2 separate regions of the Homo sapiens genome follow, and region 2 is linked to region 1. The links are chromatin loops, found by intact Hi-C in ENCODE. Cell type or tissue: MCF 10A. All regions are shown on one strand. Each heading gives the region's core, and the rest is flanking DNA. Links, peaks and the distances in the headings are about the cores only. Region 1 overlaps LOC124902650 (a long non-coding RNA gene). Region 2 overlaps BBOX1 (gamma-butyrobetaine hydroxylase 1).

What was found. Peaks named below come from ENCODE experiments on the same cell type or tissue, not always from the same donor. Only the 100,000 strongest peaks of a DNase experiment are listed, where the experiment ranks them.
Region 2: a loop joins it to region 1, with 2.3 times the contacts of the local background. A loop is called at or near these places in 4 of 110 quality-filtered maps.

The regions. Positions count from the first base shown.
Region 1 is chr11:26,981,897-26,993,878 of GRCh38, reverse strand. LOC124902650 (a long non-coding RNA gene) reads left to right here. Exons shown (of 2, transcript XR_007062630.1): 2 at 1,517-1,980. Among named protein-coding and RNA genes, the nearest start is that of FIBIN, 6.2 kb to the left of the region's middle. In MCF 10A, for the core only: no CTCF peak of the experiment used is centred there; a DNase peak (open chromatin) is centred at 1,728.
Region 2 is chr11:27,109,421-27,121,402 of GRCh38, reverse strand. BBOX1 (gamma-butyrobetaine hydroxylase 1) reads right to left here. Exons shown (of 9, transcript NM_003986.3): 6 at 5,846-5,951; 7 at 1,558-1,754. All of the region lies in intron 3 of BBOX1-AS1 (BBOX1 antisense RNA 1), which reads left to right. Among named protein-coding and RNA genes, the nearest start is that of BBOX1, 75 kb to the right of the region's middle. In MCF 10A, for the core only: no CTCF peak of the experiment used is centred there; no DNase peak of the experiment used is centred there.

The sequences.
Region 1 (11,982 bases), core at 159-4,158:
CTGGTTTGTTATTGACATATTGGGAGGGGGAAGGAATGATTACCCTGGAAAAATGCCATTTCACGTGTCTCAATAAATATCAGGTTGGATTTTCTGAGTATATCTATTTTTATCTTTAAAACTTTGTGACTTTGAAGGCAAATTTAAAGTGTCAGAAATTACAGTTTTGTTTGAAAATGATTGGTTAATTAAAATTTATATCAACAATACTTTGGATGAAATGAAAATACAGAAAGTTGCTTAATGTATAGTCTTTAGTATGTATAAGAACAGAAGCAGAAAAATGAAATTTTGCCAGCTTAGTGAGTTAAAGGACAATGAGATCCTTATTTAATTTTATGAAACAATGCTAAGCATCTGCATTGAATCTTGAACCTAATGCTTTTATAGTTGTTGCCTCTTTTGAGAGTCTTGAAAGCTTTTGAAGAATGTTTCTGGTACTATTATGCCCATTTTCCAGATGGAGAAATGAAGGAGCAGAATGTTAAGCAAATTGATTATAGTCACACAGTTAGACTTTAGTTGAGCCAGAACTAATTGTCACAAGGTCTTTTAATTTAACTTGGGGGGAGAAAAACAATGTTTTTTTTTTTTTTTTTAACCTGGCCATTTTAATTTCTAATTTATGAACTTATTGGCAAATGGCCATCCTAAAGGCCATTCATTTGTTTAATGAATATTTCTTGAGCATTTACTGCATGCCAAAATCTATTTGAGGTAGTGGGAATACAGCTGTGAACAAAAATAAAGACAAATCCTTGCCTTCCTGGCACTTATATTTTGGGAAATAGAAAACTTAAATTTTTGAAAATAGGTCAGGCGTGGTGGCTCACGTCTGTAATTCCAGCACTTTGGGAGGCAGAGGTGGGTGGATCACTTGAGGTCAGAAGTTCGAGACCAGCCTGACCAACATGGTGAAACTCCATCTCTACTGAAAATACAAAAAAAAAAAAAAAAAATAGCTGGACATGGTGGTGCATGCCTGTAATCCCAGTTACTCAGGGGGCTAAGACAGGAGTATTGCTTGAATCCAGGAGAGGGAGGTTGCTGTGAGCCTAGATCGCACCACTGCAGTCCAGCCTGGGTGACAGAGTAAGACCTTTTCTCAAAAAAAGAAAAATATGTAAATAAATAAGATGTAAGTTGGACATCAATAGGGCTGTGGAAGAAAAGAAACAGAGGAAGCATGGGAAAGCAGAAGCAGGCAGCACTCCTGTTTCTATGGGTATTTTCTCCTTCTTCCTTGAAATGTAACTGAAACATTCATGTTGACTTGCCAGTGTTCCATACCTATCTCCCTCCCCAAGTAATAAGGGACTGGCTTCATTCAGACTCACAGTGCCACACTGTTCTGGGACAGTTATACTCATTGTCATCACTTTCATGGATATAAACAACCCAGACTCCTGCAGAGAAAATGAGAAGTCTGGTTAAGTAACTTGATATTTTGCTGATGTGGTATCACATGCATGGAGTTTCTGAAGCATGTTGACTGCACATTTTCATTCTTATCCAGATACTTAGCATCATGGAAACATAGACCAAAGGAGTTTTCTTACTGTTTATGCCAAGTGGAAGACCAAGGCCTATTTTCACTCTATCCCAGAAGAAAACTACAACTTCCTTCAGTTGAAAGACTGGACTGTTGGACTCAAGAGCTACATTGCTTCATTCCTTTTTCTCTGGGACATTCAGAAATGACAACAGATGGATTCATATTGGCTGCTTGGCCAAAGAAGCGAAGAGGAATTTACTCTGATTCATTCCATTTCTTGCACAATCTCTCTCTGACTTACTAACCAATTCAATTAAGCAAACCTATATTAAGCACTTACTACTTGCTCCCCACTTGCAGGGTGCAGTATTAAGGTAACTACAGACACAAAGATGTGCAATAAGAAGTTTCAGCCTACAAAGAGCTTGCTCCCTGGTTGAAGAGTCGGGCATATACCCATATAAAGTTATCATACGAAGGGTGAAGAGTGTGAAGAGTGTTTACTTTCTTCCTGCAAAGACCTCATCTAAAGATACACACTCCATATTGTGTATTAGAAAGGAATCATTTTTGTACAAATAACTAAAAGTCCACTTCAGTCTAACTAAGGGCATTAACTTACAGGAAGCCTAAGATTAGATATTCAGAGAAGGCCTAGTCCAACCTAGTTTTTCTCTCACTATTTCTTGGTTTATGTCCTCAGCTTATATTCATGCATGGGCAGTCTCTTTCGTTTGTGTTCTAAGATGATTACCAGTGTCTTCCAGAGCTTTGTGCTTCTTTATTCATATGTAACAGGAATGACAGATTGAATTTCCTGGTAGCTCAAATGCAGCTCCCTCAAATCAGCCTCAGTGGTCATGGGTGGCCTGATTTGGATCATGAATATGTCTTCAAACCAGGCTTACTGTAGTGAGATTTGGGATTAAACCACTTTGCTTAAGACAATAAGGGCCCCATTCTGTAGCTGAAGGCAAGGTATCAAGCAAACTATATGGCTGGGTTATTTAGTGTTCTGTTAAGGAAAGGAACAGTATGGGAGTACATTCTGGGGAAGTAACCATGAATAATTCCCCTACCTTATGGTTTTGTCTTCATTAACCACATCGAAGAGAAACTGCCACCCTTGCTGATAAGTGTTGATCAGTTGGGTATATGGAGGAAAACACCCTGATTTGTAGTATTTGTTGATTTCCTTAGTCTAAATACTCTCACAATGGCTAATGTCATTGAACTCAAAGTTGGGAAGACATGCACAGTGGTATACCATTATATAATCATCATACAGATACATTAGATGCAAATAACCCCAAGAGAATAGAAAATAGTAAAAATCTAGTAAAATAATTAAGAAGTGATTAGTTTTGCGTATATATTCCCTTTATTTTAACATAGCTTAGTTAAAAGTTTAGTTTATTTATTTATTTATTTAATTTATTTTTTATGTATTTATTTTGAGACATGGCCTTGCTGTGTTGCCTAGGCTGGAGTGCAGTAGCAAGATCACAGCTCACTGCAGCCTCAACCTCCCAGGCTCAAGTGATCCTCGTGCCTCAGCCTCCTGTGTAGTTGGGAGTACAGGTGTGCACCACCATGCCTGGCTAGTTTTTGTATTTTCTTTTGTAGACACAGGGTTTCACAATGTTGCCCAGGTTGGTCTGGAACTCCTGGGCTTAGGGAATCTGCCTGCCTTGGTCCACAAAGTGTTAGGATAACAGGCATGAGCCACTGCACCCGGCCAGTTTATTTTTAATAATGTCCATGTTTAACAACTGACTTGGAAAGTAGCACAACATGGCCTTCTGGTTAAATGCTTCATGTTCACTTTTAAAATGTTTTTAGTTCTGTTGTTCATATGTGCCCAAGTCCATCTTGGGCTGCTAAGGTTAGAACTGAGGTGGGTTTCTGAGGGTTGACCTAGAATGAATAAAGCCAGAGGAAATGTCTAAACACAGAGATGCCAGACAGAGGACTTTGAAGAGTAAAATCAAGAAGCACCATCTGTAGATAAGGGCAGTAGTTGAGTTGCATCTACGGCTGAAGACCAGGAACCAAATTAAAGGACAGAAACTGGGTGCATGTAAGCATAAAGGAGTACCTCAGGAGTAATGGCCAGAGTCGTATAAGTAAATAGATGAGCATCATTGCCCAATTCCAGCCGCTTATATACACAGTGCCAGCAAAATTTGCTAGCTCAAGAATTACTTATGCTTTATCATTTTCAGTGCATTTTAAAATTTTCTTTAGATCATTTATCACTTTAGAGAAGAAAGTAGAAATTTACATTGGAATTATGAGCCTAAAGATCTATGTGACAGATCTTTAAATTCTGTGACTTCTCCTTGTCAAAGGTTTTTGTGATCTTCTTACTATTTCTGATTATTTTGATAGAATAACTTTTATAGAAAGGAGTATAAGGAGGTTTTGGGGAGATTAGGTTCCACTATGCAGCCTAGAAACCCAAAGGGGAGATGGAAACCCTCATTCTCAAGATTCCCTCAAACTGTCAGGTTGAGTCCCTGAACCGTGTCAAAGGAGAAAACAAAACAAAACAAAAAAACACAACAAAAACGTGTTATTCTAAACCAGAGTAGGGGTCTCAAGGTGGAAGGAGAGGGGAAAGCAAGAATAGAGGGGGAGATAAGGGGAAGGACATAGAACTTAGCGCTTTAGGGATTAAAAAAAATCAATTAATAGGTAATCAGTAGCATTTACTGAGCAGACATTGTTTGCAGAAGGTGAAAAGGACAGAGGGGGAGAAATGGATAAAAGAAAGAAAGAAAAGCAAGAAGGGAAGAAAAGGTAGCGAGGAAGGAAGGATAAAAGGAAAGAAGAAAAGAAAGGTGAGAGTGAAACAAATTTTGATTATTTAGTCTGTGCTTTCTGTTATGTTAACTCAATGAAGTGAATATGATTATTTACTACAAGAACATTGGTTAGAGGCAGAGGGAGAATTAATTAAAAAGAATAATCACAAACAAACTTCCTATCAAATATAGAGAATAAAACACACCTATGAAGACAATGAGAATGCTTGCAAGGAAATAAGTATAATGTGGGAAGGGAGTCTGATCAATTCTCACAACCTTTCTGTATTAGTGAGAATATCAGAATATGCTTTGATATGCTATGATAACAGATGTCACAAAAATGCTAACATCAAATTCAAGTTCACTGCAGGTCAAGGTAACTCAGCAACTTTCCTCTATATAGCAACTCTGATGCACCTTCTGCAACGTGGGACCTCCTCGGTTGGTGCAGCAGGGGACCAGGGCTCTGGAGAGTCTTGTGCTGTACTTGAATGCACTGGCTCAGAAGTGACACATGTCACTTTGGCATTACAGCCCTTTGGCTAGTGACATGGCCCTGCCTCAGTGCAAAGAGAAAGGGAGTCTTACCCTTTTATGTGCCCAGAAGGAGAGAAAAACCAGATGTAAATGCTCAGTAGGTGTCTCTACCACACTTTTCTGCAGGAAAAATACCTATTAGAAATGCTCTAAAACTGCCAAGCAGGGAGTATGTAAATTGTGACATACATTCTACAGTAATGCAAATATTTCATATTTTCAGTCAAGATAGAAAACACAAGCAAAGAAAAAGACTACAAACAATTTATTATCATTATCAGATTCAATGAATCTGAACCTTTCTGCTCACTTCACCCACGAACACAGTACACACCAAATCATAGAAGAGAGGAGCTAGGGAGAGTCAGAGAAGTGGAAGTAAGAATCTGAAGGAAGGGAAGGAGGTTGAAGGGATTGGTGCTACAGGAAGCTAGAGGAGAGAAAACATCCTAAGAAGTTGGAAGACTACAGATCAGCTTGGCTAAAGGGGATTCTGGGGACACAGGTACTAGATGTAAGGTATGTGGGGACAGTCAGAGAGGGGAGACAGGAGACAGTTAAATCCTCAATAAGGAGATGTAATCACTGAAAATGAGTGCAGGAGTTCATTCAGAAGAGGAGAGTGCTACAAAGTGGTAGGGTCTTGCACCAGAGGATCAAATAGTGTTTATCAGTACAGTACTGTACCATGCTCATTTAAACATGCGAGAAGGACTCAGAGATATTTGGGAGAAATTTGACTACCAATTTACACACTTTAATGGCCTCCCAGTGCACTTAGACAAAAATATAATCTCTTTAGCTGGCCTACCAGAACTTGAGTTGTCTGGTCCCAGCCTCTAAATTTCCATCTCCTGGGACTCCCAACTTAGTTTCCTATATTCAAGCTATACAGGCTTCTGTAAATACTTACATCTCATCTGAAGATCTTCACTCATGCTATCTCTCTGCTAGGATCCCCCTTTTGTAATTTCTTTCCTAGCTAATTCCAGCTCACCTCTCATATCTTGGTTGTAATTTCATTTCCTCTAAAAGCCCCTCCTTGATTTCTGAACATTAGTTAGTTCTTTTCATCATTCCCTTGTAACTGGATCACAGGAGGTACTCAGTGAATACATGTTGGCATTCCAGGTTAAGTTGATCACTTCCTATTTAATATTTCAACAAGATGATTTTGTAGTTAGTGTTTCAATGGCACTTTTTCTTTGTTCTTTTATAGTATGTATTGCATTGTACTGGAATATTTGTTAACTTGTCTATCTCTCCCACTAGACTGAGAGTTCCTCAAGGGTATGGATAAGGGTATATTTTATTTGCTTTTATATTCCCTGTGATTAGCACAGAGCCAAGCATATAGCAAGGGCCAAACATTTGTTAGTTGTTGTGATAGCTAAACTGTAGAATTTAAGGAATTCTGTTATTTAATAATGGTCAGATAATTTGTCTGTTTGAATACATGTTTTGTCTGGCCAACAGTCAGCCAGTGATGGTCTCACTCAATCCTAATAATCTTGGCAAGAAAGAAAGGAGAGAGCCCTATGAATTCCAATGTTCAAAACATTCAGAAGGGAGTATCACTCAGAAAGGAGACTTTTGACCCATTCTAAGTAAAGTATGCAGCAATCTGTACATGTAGTCCTAGTGCACTGTGGTCTGTAAAGTAGAGAAGTATCAGACCACCCTGCAGGGTAATGCGCGGTTTGCCCAGTAAATATTTTCACTTTTCTTCTGTTGAAAGTGCATATCCTGGATTATGATCCACGCAGGTCTGGAGAAAACTCAGACCTTGTTTATTTTCCCTCTGTAAGCAGTGTTTTATTTTTCCTTGTCTTAGCCTGTTTGGGCTACTATAACAGAATTCCATAGGCTGGATGGCGTACGAACAATAAAAATTTATTTCTCACAGTTCTGGAGGTTGGGAAGTCCAAAATCAAGGTACCAGCAGATTTGGTGTCTGTGAGGGCCCACTTCATAACTCACAGGTGGTGGTCTTCTCACTATGTCCTCACATGGTACAAGGGGTAAAGGAGCTCTCTGAGATCCTTTTTATAAGGACAGTAATCCCATTCATGAGGGCTCCACCCTCATGACCTAATCACCTCCCAAACATTCCACATCATAATATCATCACATTGGTGATTACATTTTAACAGGTGAATTTACGGGGACACAAATATTCAGCCAATTATATTTCTCATCATTTTAATTTTCAGGCTCAAAAGAACTGGGGAAATGACAAAAGGCAGAGATAGAGTATAAGAAAGAGACTCTGCCAGTCTCACTTCAATTCTGCAAGCACTTTGTTCAGCAACCACAAAAGGAAACAAGAAGTATATGCATCGATACAATCTGTTGGGAGGGAGAAGAGTAGCATACAAAGAGTCTGCAAATGAATGCCATGGTTGGAAGTATAGTCATACGCTGCATAACAATGTTTGGTCAATGCCACACCACATATATGATGGTGGTCTCATATGATTATAATAGTATACTTTGACTGTTCATTTATAAATGCTTAGATAAGTTTAGATACACAAATATCATTGTAGTATAATTGCCCACAGTATTCAGTACAGTACCACGATGCTGTACAAGTTTGTAGCATAGGAGCAATAGGCTATAGTGTATAGCCTAGGTGTGTAGTAGTCTATACTATCTTAGGTTTGTGTTAGTACACTCTATGACATGTGCATGATGATTACATTGCCCAAGAACACATTTATCTGAATGTATCTGCATCATTAAGCAATGCATGACTGTATACAGTGAGTGTCGTACAATATGCACCTACCAGCATGTGCAAAGAAGGATGATTTGGGAAAGTAAAAGCTCATATCTACTTGGGAAGAGAAAAAGCGTCATGAGACTTTTAGGCCAAGAGCCACTGACTGAGGTTATTAAAGAAGAATGGGACTGAGTCAGTCTGTCTCCTTACTCAGTGTAGTATGCTGTTTTCGGTCTGAACAAAACTTGTAAAGGAGGCCATAAAATGGTCAAACTAATGACATTCAGAAATCAGCTGGGGTAGGGAGTGGAGGATATGGCAAGGTTAGTAACAGCATCTTTCTTCGCTTTGTCAGAAAACAAGAACATCTTCCACTGTTATGTTTCATGGTTCTTGGCTGCCTTTCTTCCAGATCTTGAAGATTTAAAAATTGTCCTGCAGTGAACAAGTCCTTGATTAGCTTTTTAATCCTAATCCAAATACAATTTTAATTCTAAAGAAATGCTGTTGGAAGAGGATAACAGAGGCTATTTTGGAGATGAATCAAAATGGGCTTGGCATTATTGCCTTTGGGAGCAGAAGTCTGATTATGCTTCAGAAAGTTTATTTCCAGATTTTAGTTCCAGGGTGGAACCAACTTACTCCACTTCTTATTTTGCAGCTTCGTTTGTCATGCATAGTAAATATGCACACTTTACTTCTCACTTCCTTTACTTACTCCTTATTTGACCTTTATTGCTGATGAACCTGATGACTTCAAATGTCAAACAGATGGAGGTGGAAGAGTAAGCTCATCCAGATGTTTGCTATGTAAGAAATCACTTAAATATACTTTTTAGGCATAGAATCTCAATTAAGAGAATAATTTTTGTTACAACTGTGATGCTTTTCAATCTGACCAACTTCAAGTAGGTGCTCAGTAAATATATGTTGATAGAAATATTAAGCAAATATTTTTTTTAATTTGGTGTTTTTTATTTTATTTTATGTATTTATTTATTTTTAAATTATACGTTAAGTTCTGGGATAATGTGCAGAACATGCAGGTTTGTTACATAGGTATACATGTGCAATGGTGGTTTGCTGCACCCATCAACCCATCATCTACGTTAGGTATTTCTCCTAATGCTGTCCCTCCCCTAGCCCCCCATACCTGGGCAGATCCCAGTGTGTGATGCTCCCCTCCCTGTGTCCATGTGTTCTCATTGCTAAACTCCCACTTATGAGTGAGAACATGCGGTGTTTGTGTTTGGTTTTTCTGTTCCTGTGTTAGTTTGCTGACTTAAGAGGATACAGACTTGAGGTATAATTTGTCTTAGTCAGTTTTGTGTTGCTATAACAGAATACCTGAGACTAGGTAATTTATAAAAATAAAGTTTATTTGGCTCATGATTCTGGAGCTGGAAAGTCCAAGATTGGGCAGCCCATATGATGAGGGTTGCACACTTCTTCAATTTATGGCAGAAAGTGGAAAGGGAAGCAGGTGTGTCCAAAGAGACATGCAGGAGAGGTTGGAGTCACTGCTCTCTCAGGAACTAATTCATTCTCTAGAGAGTGAGAACTCACTTAACTCTTGCAAGAGGGCATTAATCTATTCACCCATGAAACAAACACCCTCCAGTAGACTCCACCATTTAACACTGCCATATTGGGAATCAAATTTCAACATGAGTTTTGGCAGGGGAAAACCACTCCAAATCATGGCACAATTCATTCACATGGTCAACACTATCCGATAGGGGTTACGTATGGTGTAATTAAGGATTATTTAGACAGAGGAGACATATTCGTTCACTGATGACCTTTTCCTGCAATCTTTCTGTTTATGACAAATGAATCTTGATGTGTTGGTAGAGAGTCTGGGTCACAGCTAATCATATGTTTAGCATGCTATGGCAGCTGTGTAAAGAATGAAAAGCAAACAAAACAATGTAAAGAGCTATAGAAGACAAGTATAATATATATTATTTCATTAAAAATGTATGTAAAAATCATTACAGTCACAATGAAAAAAACTGGGACAAGATTTGCAACAAGTTTTGATAAGAAATGGTTAATCTGCAATAATAAGATGGCCCACTAGAAGCAATGGTGCTCGGAGTCTCCCATTGAAAAAACTGTAACAATCATGTGACTCCTTCACCAGCAACAAAGGGATCAAGGTTCTCTGAACAAAATTGACTAGAAGGCTGGCATGACCCACTGAAAGAAGGAAGACCAGTGTGGTACAGCAGCCCACCTGAGAGCCACACAGGGCAGGGATGCCCTTTTCCCCCAGCCAAGGAAGGAGGTAAGTGAGCCCACTACACAGCCAAAGAAACTGCTTTTTCCATGGAACTGTGCAACCCACAGATTGGAAGATTCCACTCACGAACTCACGCCACTGAAGCCTAGTGTTCCAACCCTGGAACATGCAGATTCTTACAGCCTCTCAGCTGGAATCTGCTTAAGCCTACTGAACTCCCAGAGGGAGGGGCGACCAGCACCAGCTTTGGCTGCCTGCTGTCTAAGCCATTTGAGCTGTTTAGGGGAGGGGCAGCAGCCAGCAAAAAACAACCTGATGGAGCTGAAAAACACAGCATGAGAACTTCGTGAAGCATACACAAGTATCAACAGCTGAATCGACCAAGTGGAAAAAAAATCAGAGTTTGAAGACAACGTTACTGACATAAGACATGCAGACAAGAATAGAGAAAAAAGAATGAAAAGGAATGAACAAAACCTCCAAGAAATATGAAACTTCATAAAAAGACTGAATCTATGATTGATTGGAGTACAAGAAGGAGACAGGGAGAATGGAAACAAGCTAGAAAACACACTTCAGGATATTATCCGGAACTTCCTCAACCTAGCAAGGCAGGCCAACACACAAATTCAGGAAATACAGAGAACATCATTAAGATACTCCACGAGATCAATCACAAGATACATAATCATCAGATTCTCCAAGGTTGAAATGAAGGAAAAACTGTTCAGGGCAGCCAGAGAGAAAGGCAGGTCACCTACAAAGGGAAGCCCATTAGACTAACAGTAGACTCTTGGCAAAAACTCTACAAGCCAGAAGAGATTGGGGACCAATATTCAACATTCTTAAAGAAAAGAATTTTCAACCCAGAATTTCATGTCCAGCCAAACTAAGCTTCATAAGAGAAGGAGAAATAAAATCCTTTATAGACAAGCAAATGCTGAGGGATTTTTTTTTTCCACCAGGCCTGCCCTGCAAGAGGTCCTGAAAGAAGCACTAAATATAGAAAGGAAAAACCGGTACCAGCCACTGCAAAAACACACCAAAATATAATGACAAATGACACTCTGAAGGAACTGCATCAATTAGTGTGCAAAATAACCAAATAGCATCATGATGACAGGATCAAATTTACACATAACAATACTAAACTTAAACGTAAATGGGCTAAATGCCCCAATTAAAAGGCACAGACTGGCAAACTGGATAAAGAGTCAAGACCCATTGGTGTGCTGTATTCAGGAGACCCATCTTATGTGTAAAGACACTCACAGGCTCAAAATAAAGGGATAGAGGAAAAATTACAAAGCAAATGGAAGGCAAAAAAAAAAAAAAAAGCAGAGGTTGCAATACTAGTCTCTGACAAAACATACTTTAAACCAGCAAAGATCAAAAAAGACAAAGAAGGGCATTACATAATGGTAAAGGGAAAAATTCAACAAGAAGACCTAACTATTCTGAATATACATGCACCCAATACAGGAGCACTCAGATTCATAAAACAAGTTCTTAGAGATGTACAAAGAGACTTAGACTCCCACACAATAATAGTGGTAACCCACTGTCAGTATTAACACCCACTGTCAATATTAGACAGATCAATGAGACAGAAAATTAACAAGGATATTCAGGACTTGAGCTCAGCTCTGCACCAAGTGGACCAGTAGACATCTACAGAATGCTCTACTTCAAATCAACAGAATATGCATTCTTCTCTGTGCCACATGGCACTTATTCTAAAATTGACCATATAATTGGAAGTAAAACACTCCTCAGCAACTGCAAAAGAACTGAAATCGTAACAGTCTCTCAGACCACAGTCCAATCAAACTAAAACTCAGGATTAAGAAACTCACTCAAAACCACACAATTTCATGGAAATTGAACAACCTGCTTTGGAATGACTCCTGGGTAAATAAAGAAATTAAGGCAGAAATGAAGAAGTTCTTTGAAAGCAATGAGAACAAAGAAACAACATACCAGAATCACTGAAACACAGCTAAAGCAGTGTTAAGAGGGAAATTTACGGGACTAAATGCCCACATCAGACAGCTAGAAAGATCTCAGATTGATACCGTAACATCACAGTTAAAAGAGCTAGAGAGGCAAGAGGAAGCTAATCCAAAAGCTAGCAGAAGACAAGAAGTAATTAAGATCAGAAAAGAATTGA
Region 2 (11,982 bases), core at 4,526-8,525, 120 kb before region 1:
CAAAGTCTTTCCTTTGATCAGGATCTTGCAGCAACTTCTTACTTCACTCAGAGTAAATGTTACTGTTATAATTTGCTAACAAGACTCTACAGGAACTTGTCCCTACCTGACTTCCTCCCCTAATACTTGCATCCTTCACTCTGTTCCAGTCACACTGGTCTCCTTGATGTTCCTTGAACACTCCAGACATGTCCTTAGGACCCTTTTAGAACTTTTGGTCTAGCAGTTTCGGGAAACTGCTTCTCTTCTGAAAACTCCATCACTCGTTTAAGTGTTTGCTCAAATCTCAGTAAAGCTTTCCCTCACCACGCTCTTTAATAATGCAATTTCCGTCCTTGCTAAGCCCTACAGATTCCCCTTATCTTGCTATGCTCTTCCTTTTTTTCTTAAGCATTTAATAATTTTTAACTTTTATTATAATTTACTCATCTGTTTAAAAATCTTTAAAATTTCCCTTCCCCCATTAGAGTATAAGCTATATGAGGGGAGAGATCTTTGTTTTGTCCACTGATGTATTCCAAGTACCAAGAAAAGTGGCTGGCCTCAATAAATATTTGTTGAATGAATAAATGAATGTACTGGGGATTTAATTATTTTCTAAATGAGTTTATTTTCATACCATTTGGCTGTTTCTCTTAATAGAAAAATTTAAACTCAATTCTAAAATTCTAAAATTATACCCCCCTACCAAAATTAATCGAGGTATAATTAAATAAACTGTTGTAGAAACAAAATGTAAGTTAATTTGCAAATAAAAAGATGAATTTGTGGCCTTTGTAGGTACTTGGAAAAATTATAATAAAATAATATTAAATAAAAAGAAAGGGAGAATACAAAATGTTCTGTGTAGGTAATATATGATCTTTGTTGGCTTAGTATCTCTTTGGGGAGCCTCCCTGTTTCATTCTCAGTCCGTGTGATTCAGATGAGGCTGACCCTGCTCCAGAGTTGAACATGTGATCCAGGCATGGACAATCAGAATTCTCTAACCCACTGGCCATGATGATTGATTCAGGGATAGACTTGGACAGAAATTAGGGATTGAGTCATCTAGCTTTATTGGGAAGTAAAAGCATTGTTTGTGGTGTGATTACTAGCTGTAAGGAAAATGAAATCTTGGAGCTTCTGCTGATCATCTTTGAAAAATAAAGCTAACATAGAAGATGGCAAAGCTAAGAAGAAAAAAGAGACCAATATCACATGACATTGTTTAACTCTTGGGATCAACCTATTTTGAGTTATATTCTTTCACTTCTGGCCAAAAGCCTTCTAACTAGTATAATCACATTGATTATAGCTATGTAGAACTTATATTCTAAAAATGAAGTATACGTGAAATCTTAGTTACTTTTCCTCTAATACTGATTAGGGATAAATTTTATGTAATTTAATAAAAACTTTTATGGTGAAAATACTATCACTCTAAAATTGGGTGAAATGTTAATAAAAATAAAGCTCTGAAGTTCGTTGAAGTTTTGTGCTGTTTAAACTTTAGATTAGTGGATCTTTTGTTGTCAATTCTTTTATTGCTATGGGAAATTTATAAATAGTACTTACTCTATAATTTTATGTTTTGATTGTACAGAAAAATCACAGTAATCCACTCCAATGTCTGTAAAGTCCACAAAGGTAGAGGACAAAATCTGGAATGCCTGAGGATTATTTTTCTTTAGTTTTTGGCACACATTAAACCCATCTACAATTTCTGAATCACCCCCTGTGACTGTTTGCTTTATGCAGTGAAGAAGCTGAACCTATAAAAAGAAAATATGCATTATTAAATAAATATTAAATTACATTTTAATTATTAGAATTAATCTTCAATAAAATAAATAATAAAATAAAATAATATACATGCACCATTTTTTGATACTGTGTTAAAGATTCAAAAAGCTATGAATGAACCAAAGCCAATAAACTTTTTTTTTTGTCTTTCTTATGTCATCAGAAAAGAGTTGGGAAGAAAAAAGTTGCTTATAATCAATACTGTATAGTTCAAACATGTTACAGTTGAAGACATAGATGCAGGCATGATAATGCTCATTAGCAAACAAAAAGAACAGCTTGTAAGAGCTGCATAGATGGAGCACTTGATGTTGGAGTAGGCAGGGAAGGATTTCAAGGGGAAGAGGCGGGTAAGTTAGGCAAAGGGGAATGGATGAGATTTGGGTTATGCAGAATAGAACGAGAAAGCAAATCAGGTGACAGAAATAATGATGTGCAAAAATGCACAGTTCACTGGGTAATAAAAAGTCTGGCTACAGCAGAGGGCCATAAATAGAAAGAGTGAATCAGGTTGGAAGGGCAATTGGTGAGGCCTCATGATGGAGAGTCTTAAATATCAGATGAAGGGCTTTTGTATTTGTGCATAGAGGGAATTCACTGAAGGCTTTTGAATATGAAAGTAATGTAGTCGGAACTGAGCTGCAAAGTATTAGGCCAGTGGTGTTACATAGGATTATGTTTTTTTTTTTTTTTGAGGAAGGAACTGGTCAGAGTAGCAAAACAATAGCATAACTTTGTTTTTGGAGGATCACAGTGTTCTTTAAATCCTTTTAGATTTTGCCATCATGAACTGACAGAATATTTCAAGTGCTAATTTTTAAAAAGATCATTTTTTAATGTTATTTACATATGTCAAGGCCCCTTGATACTTTCTTTTGTACAGTTACACTTTTAATACAATCTTCAAATAGAAAAAAGATGATGGAGCCTGACAATACTTTTATTGCTAGGTTAAAACGCAAATACATGCCTGTCATGTATAAAACCCAATTTTACTTCATATGAGTCATTCAGAACCAAAAATATTTTCCTTCTGAATGTTACTTTATGCAGCATGTGACTTCTGCAAAAACAGTGAGTGAAGCAACATCTCTGTTTCATTAAAGATGTGGTGCCTTATCTCTGCCCCACATAATCCAAATCGATCAAACTGAACTCTCAACAGGTAACTCATTTTTCAGATTATTTCATCTATACAGAAAAATATATTGGTTTGTTCTGTTTGTTATAGAAAATCTCAAACCTTGGCACAACTCACCTGGAATAATTCAAAATGGAAGTTTGAACAACAGTACAAACAGGTTGCCTACATTTTATTATTCTAGTAGAATCTAGACATTTTAGGAATCATCTGCTATTTTAAAATCTCCTATCAAGTCACTTAGTTTGGATGTTTCATTTGCTGGAGACAGGTACAGGTTTGTTGCACTTCTTTGCCTCTTTATAGTGTATCTATGATGTCTCTATTACATGCAATGTGCGTGTAAATATTGAGATACAAAGTATTGAAATACAAAGAACTTTTTTCTTCCCAAGAGTCAATTCTTGTCTTTAAGAAGTTTGTAAAGTACGATAAAATCTATAAATATTCTATTTTACTACATAAATTATAATAGTTAGAAATTCCAGCTCAGGATCAGTGTGGTGTGACAGAAAACTAGATGGAGGCCTGGGTTCAAGTCCAAGTTCCTCCTTAATCAAATGTCACCCTATAAAAATATTGAATCTCGTGTTTCATTTTCTCATCTGACATAAAAAGACATGATCAATCTTGTCTACCTTAAAGGAATGTCAAGAAGAGTCAGATAAAATAATGAAAGCAAAACTGCTTTGAAGTAGTATAATGTGCTATGACTATGAAAAAGTCAAGCATTCTATTATACTTCAGGAACATTTATGAAGTCATTTGGTCACTTTTCCTTAGGCTTCAAATTTTAACCCAGAAACAAAACTTAAATTCTTAAAAGACAGAAGATAATTTAAAAATTCAAATAAAACTTTTAGTTTTCTAGTCTCATTCTTTAAGCCTTATTCCATCCAACTCCCTCAAGCTATGTTTGGAAGAAGAGCTGAGCTGATTAATTTGGCTCTTAACTCTAGGGTTTTAGAAAAATCTGAGCCACATTTAGAATAAAATCACACTGGGTGTCTCCTGCCCCCAACCCTTACCCAAAAGTGTGTCTACAGGGGTCATTTTACTGCCACTTAGTTCAAAGAAATCATGTGGTATTTTACAATCAACAAAATAATTTATAACATGTAAAGTTAAATACTAGACTAGCGTAGCTAATACTGGCAAGAAGAATGGGTAACAATAAGGGCACAGAGAAAACATGTACAGTGAAGATAATGAAAAAAAAATTGGGCTAATTGTGATTTTGGCCCATTCTCCTTTGTTAACTTAAGAATTGCCCAAATTTTCATTTGCCTTTGAAGATATAGGTTTCTATGTGGTTATTTCACATAGTCTAATTTAGCTGTAAAAATAGGGATGGCATATCTTTTAAAAGGTAGTTTCCTAACCACTTATTTTTGGTGTAATAAAATGATGATTTTGTAAAAATGTAGCTCATTTAGTAAAATGAAACTTTTGTAAAAATGTAGAGAAAGAATGTCCACCCAGAGATTCTCCTGGGGATTTGTGGCTTCACACTGAGCATTTCCCTCCTTGACAAGGAATCTGATAGATGGGATGTTGGATGGTTTCCAAAAATAGCCACTGTTATTATGTTCCTTGTAGTCACACAGTTTATAATGCATTTTTGCAGCTTCCTCCATAAGCGGTCTATTTCCTCACCTCCTGAATGTGGGCTAGATTTATTACTTCCTTAGACCAATATAACATTGCAGAGGTGACTAGCCCAGGCCTTGAGAAGTTGTGTAGCTGTCTGAAAATTCTTCTAGTTGCCATATGCATTAAACTTGGGCTAGCCTACTGGTGGTGAATAGACCGAGTGGAGCAGAAACCAGCCATCTCAGTGAAAGTCAATCTGTCCCAAGCCAACTTAGCAACCAATTGCAGGTATATGACTGAAGACAGGAGCTGCCTAGCTGAATACAGCCCATATTGAAAAAACAAGGGCTAAGTAAATGGATGTTTTCTTAAGCCATCAAGTTAGGGAGTGAGTTATTATTTTTTTTTTTTGTTATACTTTAAGTTCTGGGATACATGTGCAGAATGTGCAGGTTTGTTACATATATATACACGTGCCATGGTGGTTTGCTGCATCTATCAACCCGTGATCTACATCAGGTATTTCTTCTAATGCTATCCCTCCCCTATCCTCCCAACCCCCCCAACAGGCCCCAGTGTGTGATGTTCCTCTCTCTGTGTCCATGTGTTCTCATTGTTCAACTCCCACTTATAGGCGAGAACATGCGGTGTTTGATTTTCTGTTCCTGTGTTAGTTTGCTGAGAATGATGGTTTCCATCTTCATCCATGTCCCTGCAAAAGACATGAACTCATCCTTTCTTATGGCTGCATAGTATTCTATGGCGTATATCTGCCACGTTTTCTTTATCCAGTCTGTCATTGATGGGCATTTGGATTGGTTCCAAATCTTTGCTATTGTGAACAGTGCTGCAGTAAACATACATGTGCATGTGTCTTTATAGTAGAATGAGTTTTAATGCAGCAGTAGTTAATGGATATGAATGATGCCCATGTGACTTTGAGGGAAACCCTACATTTTGTTTACTGATTTCATTTTCTCTCTTAACTTTCTTAGAAATATATGTGCAAAAAGACCTTAAGATTTACTCCTACCTTAAAATCTGTCTTGGCAAAGCAAAAAATGCTAATAGTAATTTCTAGGAAGAACAAAGAAATGTTTTTGTTGTTGTTGTTGTTGTTTTAAATGAATGAAATTATCCTCTCCTTTAGGAATGTGAAGATATTTAGGATTTAGGTACAGAGATTTTGTGAGCTTGGATTGTGTTTGGAGAAAAAATTTATAAAAGACAAACTACCTGGTGAAATGTGTAATCTTCTAGACTCAAAATACGAAAAGATACTGGTCATCATCATGCTTTGTGGAAAATATGTTGAAGCTCACTTACCCCAGGTGGATGATGGAGGGCTGGATAATCAGTGTGAAAGCTTAGCTTCCCAGTTGTGTAAGCCACATTGTTTGCATCGATTTTGTCTTGCACTTGCCAAGTATGTCTGTAAAATGCAAGAAACACATGTTTAAACAGGTTGTCACTAAGCCAGAGGAAATGCATTAGAATGAATTTGATATGTGGGGAGAAATGGAAACTTTTCATTTTTTGAAATAATTACCATAATGACTATGAGTGAGACAAGGAATCTGACCTTTCTCTGCCTAAAGTCACTATTTCAGAATTAACATCTCCTCATTTTTCCTCTCCTCTCAACAAAAGAGTACATCAGTCTATCCTACAGTTTATAAAGAAGTATATATGGAATTGTAGGTTATCTTTTTACTGGGTTAATGCATTTTAAAAAGTGATTTATTGAGGTGAAGTTCACATAACAGAAAATGAATCACTTTAAAGTGAACAATTCAGTGGCATTTAGTAAATTCGCACTGTTGGCAACCACCACCTCTACATAGCTAGTTTCAAAACGTTTATATTACTCCAGATCAAAACCTCTTATTTTAGTAAGCAGTTTCTTTCCATTCTACCCTTCTCCAAGACCTTGGCAATCACTAATTTGCTTTCTGTCTCTGTGGATTTACCTATTTTAGATATTTACCATAAATGGAATTATATAGTAAGCTCATGCTTTTAATGTTATATCTAAGAATCCACTGCCCAATCCAAAGCCATGAAGATTTACCTCTATGTTTTCTTCTAAGAGTTTTATGGCTTTAACTCTTATATTTAGATAATTTGTTCATTTTGAATTAATTTTTGCATATGATATGAGTTGTGGGTCCAATTTAATTCTTTGCATGGGGGTATTCAGTTGCCTCAGAACAATTTGTTAAAGAGGTTGTTCTTTCTCTATTGAATGATATTGGCATGCTTGTTGATAATTGATTGGCCATAGATGTGTGGGTTTATTTCTGGACTCTCAAAATTCTATTCCATTGATCTATTTGTCTATCCTTATGCCAATATCACACTACTTAGATTACTGTAGATTCGTAGTTAAATTTCAAAATCAGGAAGTATGAGTCTTTTAATTTCAGTCTTCTTTTTAAATATTGTTTTGCCCACTTGGAGGCCATCACAATTTCATATAAATTTGATACTGGCTTTTCCATTTCTAAAACAAGAAAATGATACTGAAATATTGGTAGGGATTGTAGACTGCTTTGGGGAGTATTGACATCTTAACAATTTTATGCCTTCCAATCCACGAATACAGGATGCCATTCTATTTCTTTAGGTTTTCTTTAACTTCTGTCAGCAATGTTTTATAGTATAAAGTACTATAAAAGTCTTTTACCCCTGTGATTAAATTTATTCCTAAGTATTTTATTCTTCTGGATGCTGTTGTAAATGGATCTGTTGATTTCCTTTTCAGATTGTTCATTGCTACTGTTTATAAAGACAACCAATTTTTGTGTTTGATCTTGCACCCTGCAACTTGCTAAATTCATTCATTAGCTTTAGTAGCTTTTTTTGGGTGGATTTTATGGGATTTATTATATGTAAGATCATACCATCTGTGAATAGAGATAGATTTACTTTTTTATTTCTCACTTGGATGCCTTTATTTCTATTGTCTAATCGCTCTGGCTGGAAATATTGGTGCGATGTTGAATCTCAATGGTGAAAGCTAGCATTTTTGTCTTGTTTCTGCTCTTAGGGAGAAACTTGATTTTTTTTTTTTTTACTTTTAGGTTCAGGGGTACATGTGCAAGTTTGTTATATAGGTAAATTGCATGTCACAGGGGTTTATGTACAGAGTATTTTTGTCACTCAGGTAATATATATAGTAGCCAGTAGGTGATTTTCTTGATCCTCACCGTCTTCCCAACCTCCACCCTCACAAAGGCCCAGGTGTCTAGTGTTCCCTTCTTTGTGCCCATGTGTACTCAATGTTTAGCTCTCACTTGTAAGTGAAAACATGCTGTATTGGGTTTTCTGTTCCTGTGTTAGTTTGCTTAGGATAATGGCATCTGGCTCCATCCATGGTGCTACAAAGGACATAATCTTGTTGTTTCATATAGCTGTATAGTATTCCATGGTGTATATGTACCATATTTTCTTTATTCATTATATCACTGATGGACATTTAGGTTGATTCTATGTCTTTGCTATTGAGAATAGTGTTGTGATGAACATATGCGTGCATACATGTTCTTTATAGTAGAACAATTTATATTCCTTTGGGTATACACTCAATAGTGGCATTGCTGGGTCAAATGATAATGTTTTTAAGGTCTTTGAGAAATTGCCAAACTGCTTTCCACAATGGCTGGACTGATTTACATTCCCACCAGCAGTGTATAAGTGCTCCCTTGTCTCCACAACCTCACCAGCATCTGTTATTTTTTAACTTTTTATAATAGCCATTCTGACTGGTATGAGATAGTATTTCATTGTGGTTTTGATTTGCATTTTTCTAATGATTAGTGGTGTTAAGCACTTTTTCATATGCTTGTTGGCTGTGTATACGTCTTCTTTTGAAAAGTGTCTGTTCATGTTTTTTGCCCACTTATTAATGGGGTTGTTTGTTTTTTGCTTGTAAATTTATGTTCCTTATAGATTCTGGATATTAGACTTTGGTCAGATATATACTTTGCAAATATTTTATTCCATTCTATATGTTGTCTGTTCACTTTGTTGTTAGTTTCTTTTGCTGTGTAGAAGCTCTTTAGTTGAATTAGGTCCTATTTGTCAATTTTTGTTTTTGTTGCAATTGTTTTTGTTATAGTCATCATGAAATCATTGCCAGGTCCTATGTCTAGAATGGTATTTCCTAGGTTATATTCCAAAGTTTGTATAGTTTTAGGTTTTACGTTTAAGTCTTTAATTCATCTTGAGTTGAATTTTGTATGTGGTTTAAGGAAGGTATCCCATTTCAATCTTCTTCTTATGGCTATCCAGTTATCCCAGAACCATTTATTGAATAAGGAGTCCTTTCCCCATTTCTTGTTTTTGTCCACTTTGTTGAAAATCAGAGGGTTGTAGGTGTGTGGCATTATTTCTGGGGTCCCTATTCTGTTCCATTTGTGTATTTATCTGAGAAACTCAATTTTTAAATTACACTCTTGAAACTATTGCTCAGGTCAATAAATAAAACTTTAGGCACCTACGTGTGCCCTGTCACAGTCACAGACACTTCTGTCTTCTCCAAAATAACTATGACTGTGACTTCTATAGCTATCATTTCCTTGCTTTTCTTTACAATTTTATCAACCAAATGTTCATCCAAGGACACTGTGTTTAAACTTGCTCATTAATAACAACTGCTATATGCTTTAAGTCTATTAATCTTCAAGTTTTTCCTTCAAGCTGTGCTCCTTACAATTGTTGAAGAACTAGGGAATTTGACCTATAGAGTTTCCCACAGTCTGGACTTCATTGAGTACATACTCATGGTGCAGTTTCTGGGAAACTGGCAGCAAAATGCAGAGGCTTAGACAGTGTCTATTCTTTCTCTTTGGCAAAGCCACAGATGGCATTATGTTCTTGTATTGCCAGACACATAACGCCTGGCTGTCTTTCTTTTTTGATGTTTGTACATGTTCATGTTCAATGGCTATATCCATTAATTCGTCAAGGATTTCAAACAATGAAATACCAAACTGATACTCTTTTTAAAAAGATTTATCACTCAGAATACTTTTAAAGGGAGCCACTTCCCCTCATCCACTATTTGATTACTCAGTATAACAGCTTACAGAGGGATGATGAGATAAACATTTGATTCTTTCTCTTTATTTACCATTTGTAATATAACAAATTTGTTTCCTATCATTCCAAATTGAATAGTTTAGAAAATATTATTTATGAAAAAGTATTAAACTAGATAAAGGTGGTATTTGCACAAAATTGTGAATGTACTAAATGACACACAACAGAATATAGTAGATAAAGGTGGTATTTGCACAAAATTGTGAATGTACTAAATGACACACAACAGAATATAGTAAATAAAACTAATTACACTTTAAAATGGTAATAAAAAATAATTTCAGCTTTTAATTTTTGGGGGTACATGTGCAGACTTGTTAGATGGATATATTGCATGATCCTGAGGTTTGGGGTAAGATTGATCCCATCCCCAGATACTGAGCATAGTACCCAATGGGTAATTTTTCAGCCCTTTCCCGTTCCCTCCTTCCCCACTCTAGTAGTTCCTAGTGTCTATTTTTGCCATCTTTATGTCCATGAGTACCCAATGTTTAGCTCCCACTTGTGAGAACATGTAGTATTTGGTTTTCTGTTCAGGTATTAATTTGCTGACAATAATGGCCTCCAGCTGCATCCATGTTGCTGCAAAGGCTGTGATTTTGTTCTTTTATATGGTTGTGTAGTATTCCATGGTGTCTATGTACCACAAAATGATTAATTTTATTGTTATGTAAATTTTACCTAAATTAAAAATACCTTAGCTTAAAAGTTAAAAAAAAGTGAATTAAAAAAAGAACTAAGGTTACTTGCAACTCTGTAGCAAGAAAATAAACCATTATTCAGACTTTGTAAGCTATTACCCTTGGAAGATCCAGACAATGGGTAATTGAAAGGAGGCCATGTTTAAAAATAAACCAAATATGGCTTGAAAAATGTTCACTATATATACATGCCATTTGATTGCTGTTATAATGTCTATTAATATATATTCATATACATCAAATTATCTTTGAATAAATAAACACTGAACACCTATTTCAGTCATTGATTTAGCATCAGAGATACAGCAGGGAACAAAAAGACAAAATAGTAATTATTAAATTTAATAGAGATAGGTTCTACAAAGAAAATGAAGCAAGGTAAAGAGATAAGGAATGGGGTCAGAGAAGTATTATTACAGAGATGATGCTGTGGGAAGTGCTCTATGAATAGGTGGCATTTTCCCCACAGAAACCCAAACAAAATAAGGGAAGGAGAAATGTGAATTTCTGGGAGATGTATTTTAGGCAGAACCCAAAGTGAAAAGGTTTTGAGTTCGGAGTATGTTTAGTGTATTTGTGGAAGAACAAGGGCAGAACAAGGTCAGCATGGTTGGGACAGAGCCACCAGGGGATCAAGAGTGGGAAATGCATCAGATGCACAGACAGAAGCCAGTTTCTGAAGGGCTTTGGGGACTAGGATGAAGATTTGAGATTTTGCTTTACATGTGATGGGAAGCCACTGAAGTTTTCCATTATGTAAATTATTCATTGGAATTGTAGTTTCAAAGAATTGCTCTAGCCACTGAGTAAGGGGTAGATGGTACTGGGAAAAAGGTAGGAGGAGGGAGAGATGATGGTAACCAATTCTCTCCTAAACATGAGAATCATGATGGTTCTCTCCTAACTATGGCTACATGCATAGGAGAGAATGATTGGATTTGAACTTGAAAGGTAGAGTTATCAGGATTCTCTGATAAATTGGATGTAGGATATGAGAGAAATGGAGTCCAGAATGATGCCAAGGTTTTCAGGTTCAGAAACCAGGTGGGGGAGGTCCTATTTATTAAGATTCACTATATAAAAATTTATTATCTGGTGGAGGAAGAAGTTTGCTTCACCTAATTTAAAAAACTTTTAAATAAGTGCTTTTTATAAAATCTCCATTCACATATGGACAAATGAGCACACAAAATAAGACCCTTGGTCTGGATATTTTAGCTTCCTAGAAAGTCACTCTAGTCTGGTATTCTACCCTGCCTCTGGTATTCCCCCATACACTATGTACTACAACCAGGAAAACCTCCCTAGTGTTTCATGTTCATTTTGCCATTTCTCTGTCAGAAGCTCTTACTGATTCTTCAGTCCCAGAAGGATAGAATTCAGCGCTGCTGATCTAGAATTCAAAGACCCAATGCAATTTTCTAACCTTGCCAACTATTGCCATATTTGAGTCATTTATTCTAATCATGTTAATTTTAGCACTACACACTTTCCTGCCTTTTTTTCTGGTTTCTTTTTTCTGTCAGTTTTTTCTGTTCTTTTCCCCATCTCTGTACCCATTAATGAAAATCTAGCTCAGGTTCCAACTATTTCATAATCTCAAATCTAGAAAAAGTCTTGGTCTTTAGGTTCAAACGGTACTGGCTTCAAAGCCTTGGT